2 separate regions of the Homo sapiens genome follow, and region 2 is linked to region 1. Evidence: chromatin loops called from intact Hi-C (ENCODE). Cell type or tissue: upper lobe of right lung. All regions are shown on one strand. Each heading gives the region's core, and the rest is flanking DNA. Links, peaks and the distances in the headings are about the cores only.

Region 1 (2,902 bases), core at 165-2,664:
TGGTATCAAACTCCTGTGCTCAAGTGATCCACCTACCTCAGCCTCCCAAAGTGCTAGGATTACAGGCGTGAGCCACTGCACCCAGCCCTCCTGGCATTCTTTGGTTGAAATGTATATAGGACTACGAGTTGTTTTTTTTTTTTTTTTGAGACGTAGTCTCGCTCTGTTGCCCAGGCTGGAGTGCAGTGGCACGATCCCGGCTCACTGCAAGCTCCGCCTCCCGGATTCACGCCATTCTCCTGTTTGAGCCTCCTGAGTAGCTGGGACTACAGGTGCCCACCACCATGCCCGGCTAATTTTTTTGTATTTTTAGTAGAGATGGGGTTTCACCATGTTAGCCAGGATGGTCTCCATCTCCTGACCTCGTGATCTGCCCGCCTCGGCCTCCCAAAGTGCTGGGATTACAGGCGTGAGCCACCGTGCCTGGCCAGGACTACGAGTTTAAAACCTCCTTAGTCCCTTTGGCTTTAAGAACAAAGAGGCTGGTGGCTCATGCCTGTAATCCCAGTACTTTGGGAGGCCGAGGCGGGTGAATCACGAGGTCAGGAGATCGAGACCATCCTGGCTAACATGGTGAAACCCCGTCTCTACTAAAAATACAAAAAAATTAGCTGGGCGTGGTGGTGGGCGCTTGTAATCCCAGCTACTCGGGATCGCGCCACTGCACTCCAGCCTGGGCGACAAAGCGAGACTCCGTCTCAAAAAAAAAAACAAAAACAAAAAACAAAGAACAAAGAGGCTTGGGGCCAGGCATGATGGCTCATGCCTGTAATTCCAGAACTTTGGGAGGCCGAGGTGGGTGGATCACTTGAAGTCAGGAGTTCGAGACCAGCCTGGCCAACATGGTGAAACCCCATCTCTACTAAAAATACAAAAATTAGTCTGGGTGCAGTGGCACCTGTAACCCCAGCACTTTGGGAGGCTGAGGCGGGTGGATCATAAGGTCAAGAGATTGAGAACATCCTGGCCAACATGGTGAAACCCTGTCTGTACTAAAAGTACAAACATTAGCTGGTCATGGTGGCGCGTGCCTATAGTCCCAGGTACTCGGTAGGCTGAGGCAGGAGAACTGCTTGGACCTGTGAGGCAGAGGTTGCCGTGAGCTGAGATCATGTCACCGCACTCCAGCCTGGCGACAGAGCAAGACTCCGTTTCAAAAAAAAAAAAAAATTAGATGGACATGATGGTGCGCGCCTGTAATCCCAGCTGCTCGGGAGGCTGAGGCACGAGACTTGCCTGAACCTGGGAGGCAGAGGTTGCAGTGAGCTGAGATGGCACCACTGCACTCCAGTTTGGGCAACAGAGTGAGACTCTGTCTCAAAGGGAGAAAAAAAAAAAAGAGCAAAGAGGCTTGGGCTCTGCCTTGTGTGTAGGTGGCAGGCCCTCGTGCTGGTGAAGGAGAGAGGAACAAGGGCAGGTCTTGCTCAGTTACAAGCTTGTGGGCAGAAGATTCTGCCTTCTCATGCTGACAGGTGTCTAAACAGATGGAGCTGCTTAAAAAGAAAAGTGAAGGCATCTGCTAGATTAGGACTTCAGGCTCTCTCTAAGGGGTAAGCAAGGACCTGTGTACTTTACAGGTGGGCATAGCATATATGGGTGAGTAAATGAGGTTTGACTAGTGACAGCTACAAGCTGTGGCCAGGTGAACCCTCCTGAGCTCTGTGGGCAGTCAGGGTCCTCACCCTCATTGGGGGGAGAATGAGGCTGTCTGCTGTGTGCCCTGCCCATGTGGGCACAGGGTGAGTGTCAGGTCCACAGTCTATCTCTAGCTAGCGAAACTGCATCAGTCCAGTTCTGAAAGGTTTGCAGCCCCCTACACTCGCTTTGGGGTGAGAACCTGCAGGGTCTCTGGCAGCCCGCCAGCCTCCCACCTCCCCTGCTGTGACTTGTATTCCAGTTTACTGAGCATCTCTGCTTATAAAGGGATTTTCCTTACACTTCACTGTTTGCCTTTATGATTGCGGCTTTGAGGGACAGGAAGGAAGCTGAAGAGCGGGCGGTTCTGGAGAAAATGCATAGGGAAGCAGTTTTGAGTCTCCTTTGGCTAGCTGTGCGATTCCTTTGATTCCAGGCAAAACCTGGAAGGAATAGCCTTTACATTTCCTTTCAGTTTTGCAAGAGCAAATATGTCTTCTCTCAGTCTTCTTTAATCAAGTGGGACTGCGTATTCATTTCCCGTCTCCATGTCTTGCAACCACATTTAGCCAAATTAATATCAGACAGAGCTAGCTGAGGGAAGCTCTCAAACCAAACACTCAAATGAACTTTTCAAGTGATAAAACTGCATCCAGAACTTTGAAAAGGTAGGTGGGTGAGGGTAGGGGTTAATTCTTGCTTCTACCACATGACCAAGTTGGGAAACTCTACAACTGGTCACCATCTGCGCCATTTGACCAGCTATGAAGAACTTTACCTTCTAGCCCCAAGAGCTCCTCAGCCACATGTACAGAGAATCTGTTTTGGGTCTCCTCCCCCGCACCCCCCCCCCGCCCCCAGTTTGTTTGCTTTGTTGTTTTTTCTTTCTTAAAGAGAGTTTCTGTCTTTCCCCTTCTTTGGAGTTTGATTGGAAGCCCTGCAGAGGGGCTGTTGAGCAGTCAGCCATGTTCCTGGGATTATCCTTCCTTTGGAGCATCTGTCTGCTGTGCACTGTGTTGGGAGAAAGGCAGGGGTGCGAAATTCTGTTGGTTTGTAACAAATTGTAGCTTCTGAGCTGGGGAGTATCCCATCTTTTCCTCTCCTTGCAGGAGGTCCACTGTTAAAGGGGAATTACGCAGGATGTGTTTATTTTTTTTGCTCCTACGCTGTTTATACATCATTGTATTCAATTTCTGTCCCAGTTCCTAGTGTGGGCCTTGTCTCAAGACTCTGCTGCAAGGTTTCTGTCCTAGTTCTTAGTGTGGGT
Region 2 (2,902 bases), core at 203-2,702, 64 kb before region 1:
GGCGCTGGGTTGGAATGATGGCAAATGGATCTCTGGCAACAATTCTTCCACTGTCTGTGTCTTCTCTTCAGCAAAAAAGGAGCAGAAGCATTGATTCATTTTTTCAGCACACATTCATCAAGCACCTACTTTGTATCAGACACAGAACATCGTAATAGATGTCTTGGGGGATAAAATAGCAAGACATAATTCTTGTCTGAAGGAGCTCATGTTCTAGAGGGGAGATAAACATGTAAAGATGGTTATAATATTGAGTAATAAATGCTACAGTCCATGGGTGTAAAACACGGTCTGGGAGCAGAGCAGAGGGAGTAACTTCTAGTGAGGCTGCTGAATTGCTAGAGGCTGCAGTGAGGAGGTAGCGTTTGAGAGGAACCCTGTAGGAAGGGGCCTGGGATGCCATCTGCAGCCTGACGCGGTACCAACAACGCTTTTAGGAGTGAGAGGGACTTGAAAAACCTTCTAGCTCAGTATTTCAAAAACTTCTAGTGCCACTTTCATAATTGTTGCCACTTGTAGTATTATTTACTTCATGTTCCTTTTAAGTTATCCTCTCCTTTTTTAAACTGATATGAATTTATTTTTATTTTTATTTTTGAGATGGTCTCGCTCTGTTGCCTAGGCTGGAGGGCAGTGGCGAGGTCACGGCTCACTGCAGCCTCAACCACTCTGGCTCAAACGATCCTCCTACCTCAGCCTCCCAAGTAGCTGGGACCACAGGCATGCACCACCACACCCGGCAAATTTTTTTTTTTTTATTGTTGACACGAGGTCTTGCTATGTTGCCCAGGCTGGTCTCGAACTACTGGACTCAAGCAATCCTCCTGCCTTGGCCTCTCAAAGTGCTGGAATTGCAGGCAAGAGCCAGTGCTCCTGGCAACGGCATTTATTAAATGCCTGCTGTGTACCTCCTCCTATTATGATCTTTCCTTCTCCTCACAGCCTGTTGAGGGTAGGGACAGGCAGAAGCGAGGGGTCCTCTGCATTTCTTCTTGCTCCTGGCAGGCATGCTTCAGGGTCAGGAGGGGATGCCCACCCTGGTAACCCTAAAAGGGATGAAGAGTATGATGATTTGATAAGCCTTGGGATGGCCATTTTCATTCAAGTTCTTTCCTTATTCACATTCACTAAAGGAAACCAGGCAAGAGAGCACTTGTTTTGATCAAGATTCTTAAGAAGCCATTTCTGAAGTTGGAGAGATGGAACAAGTTCCAGGTCTGGGCAGCCACAGGAGAGAACAGAGTGCTTTTCTAGGAACCCCAAGGCTGCTCCCAACTGACCTGAGTGGAGAAATTGTCCTGTGGGACTCTTCCCTGGGACTTGGGAGGTGTCAGACAGCTGAGCCTCAGCTGCCAAGTGCTGTCGGAGCTTGCAGCTCTGGCCTTCCCCTTCATGGCCAGCTAGCTGTGGACTGGAATGTGGGGATCTATGCGGCTGTAGAAGTGGTTTCAGCATCACTCTGTGAGGATTTCTGGCTGTCCCTGGTACCACCAACAGCTCTGGCTAGACAGAGCCTATGGGGCCCTAACCGAGGCTGGAAGGCTGGGTAGTTGGAGAGTGCATTTGAGAACTCAGGCAGACTTCCCTGGTGGGATTTTCCCAGGGCAGGTCATCTGCTGTACAAGTCGGGCTGGTTCCAAAGACAGCCTTTGTGTGGAGTTGGCCCAAAAGCATGGGTCATGCCCATGCCTCACCACCATGGGTGATCTAGGCTCTGTCTCACAAATGTGACTTCTTGGCGCACATGTCCAGTGGAGTTTGGAGCAGTTCTGCACCCCCCGTGGGGTCTGGAACTGCCGCTGACCGGCTTTCTGGGGCTGCCTCCACCCGGTTGGTGGAGAGCCTCCCTTTCCCTTGTGTTCTTCTTAGCTGGGCTCTGCACCCGCATGAGTTATTTATTAAAACACTGGATACAGATTAACTTTTCCACTTGTTGTTTAGTGTGGCCTCCGTCTCCTGCAGTTGAGAAATGCTAATTTTTCCTCCTCAAAGCTTAGTTTGCCGGAACTTTTTTTTTTTTTTTTTTTGAGACGGAGTCTTGCTCTGTCACCCAGGCTGGAGTGCAATGGTGTGATCTCACTCACTGCAACCTCCACCTCCCTGGTTCAAGTGATTCACCTGCCTCAGCCTCCCAAGTAGCTGGGACTACAGGCGCATGCCACCATGCCTGGCTAATTCTTGTATTTTTAGTAGAGACGGGGTTTCACCATGTTGGCCGGGCTGGTCTCGAACTCCTGACCTCAGGTGATCCACCCACCTCAGCCTCCCAAAGTGCTGGGATTACAGGTGTGAGCCATCCCGCCTGGCCTGCAGGAACTTTTTAACATGTCGTTTCCAAGAGAGATCCTTTCTTCGCCATACACATCTGTACTGGGAGCTTGGTCCCTCCTCTGGTTGGACCTTTGCCCTCCTCCTAGAGCTCTCATGAGGCTGGCAACCAGAATGCCTCCCTAAGCCACTGGACCCACCCCTGGCTAAGTTTAGCAGGCTAAAAGAAGTGTTCTGCAGGCTCATTGGGGGGCACACCTCCCTGAAGCCTGGTCCCTCTGCCTTTCCTCTCAGGGATGTTCAGTGTCAGGATGACTATTTGCATGAGATGGTGGAGTTCCCTGCTAAGAACAGGTGATCTGGACCACCAAGCAAGCGTGAGGCGTCCTTTGTCACGGCCCAGTGTGGGGCAGGGCCCAACAGGGACTCTCCAGAGCCCTTCCTGAGGCCAAAGCTTTCACTTAGGGTTGGAGTTCAGGCCCCAAATCTCTGAATTTGTGAATTTTTAAATGTTGAGGAGAATTTCTTTTCTTTTTCTTTCTTTCTTTTCTTTTTTTTTTTTTTTTTTGAGATAGAGTCTTCCTTTGTTGCCGAGGCTGGAGTGCAGTGACACGACCTCGACTCTGCTGAGATT

The links. A loop is a pair of places that touch in the nucleus more often than their neighbours do. Peaks named below come from ENCODE experiments on the same cell type or tissue, not always from the same donor. Only the 100,000 strongest peaks of a DNase experiment are listed, where the experiment ranks them.
Region 2: a loop joins it to region 1, with 2.3 times the contacts of the local background. A loop is called at or near these places in 104 of 110 quality-filtered maps.

What each region holds. Positions count from the first base shown.
Region 1 is chr10:102,577,552-102,580,453 of GRCh38, forward strand. All of the region lies in intron 3 of SUFU (SUFU negative regulator of hedgehog signaling), which reads left to right. Among named protein-coding and RNA genes, the nearest start is that of TRIM8-DT, 64 kb to the right of the region's middle. In upper lobe of right lung, for the core only: no CTCF peak of the experiment used is centred there; a DNase peak (open chromatin) is centred at 1,384; H3K27ac peaks cover 988 bases.
Region 2 is chr10:102,513,308-102,516,209 of GRCh38, forward strand. All of the region lies in intron 2 of SUFU (SUFU negative regulator of hedgehog signaling), which reads left to right. Among named protein-coding and RNA genes, the nearest start is that of SUFU, 11 kb to the left of the region's middle. In upper lobe of right lung, for the core only: no CTCF peak of the experiment used is centred there; no DNase peak of the experiment used is centred there.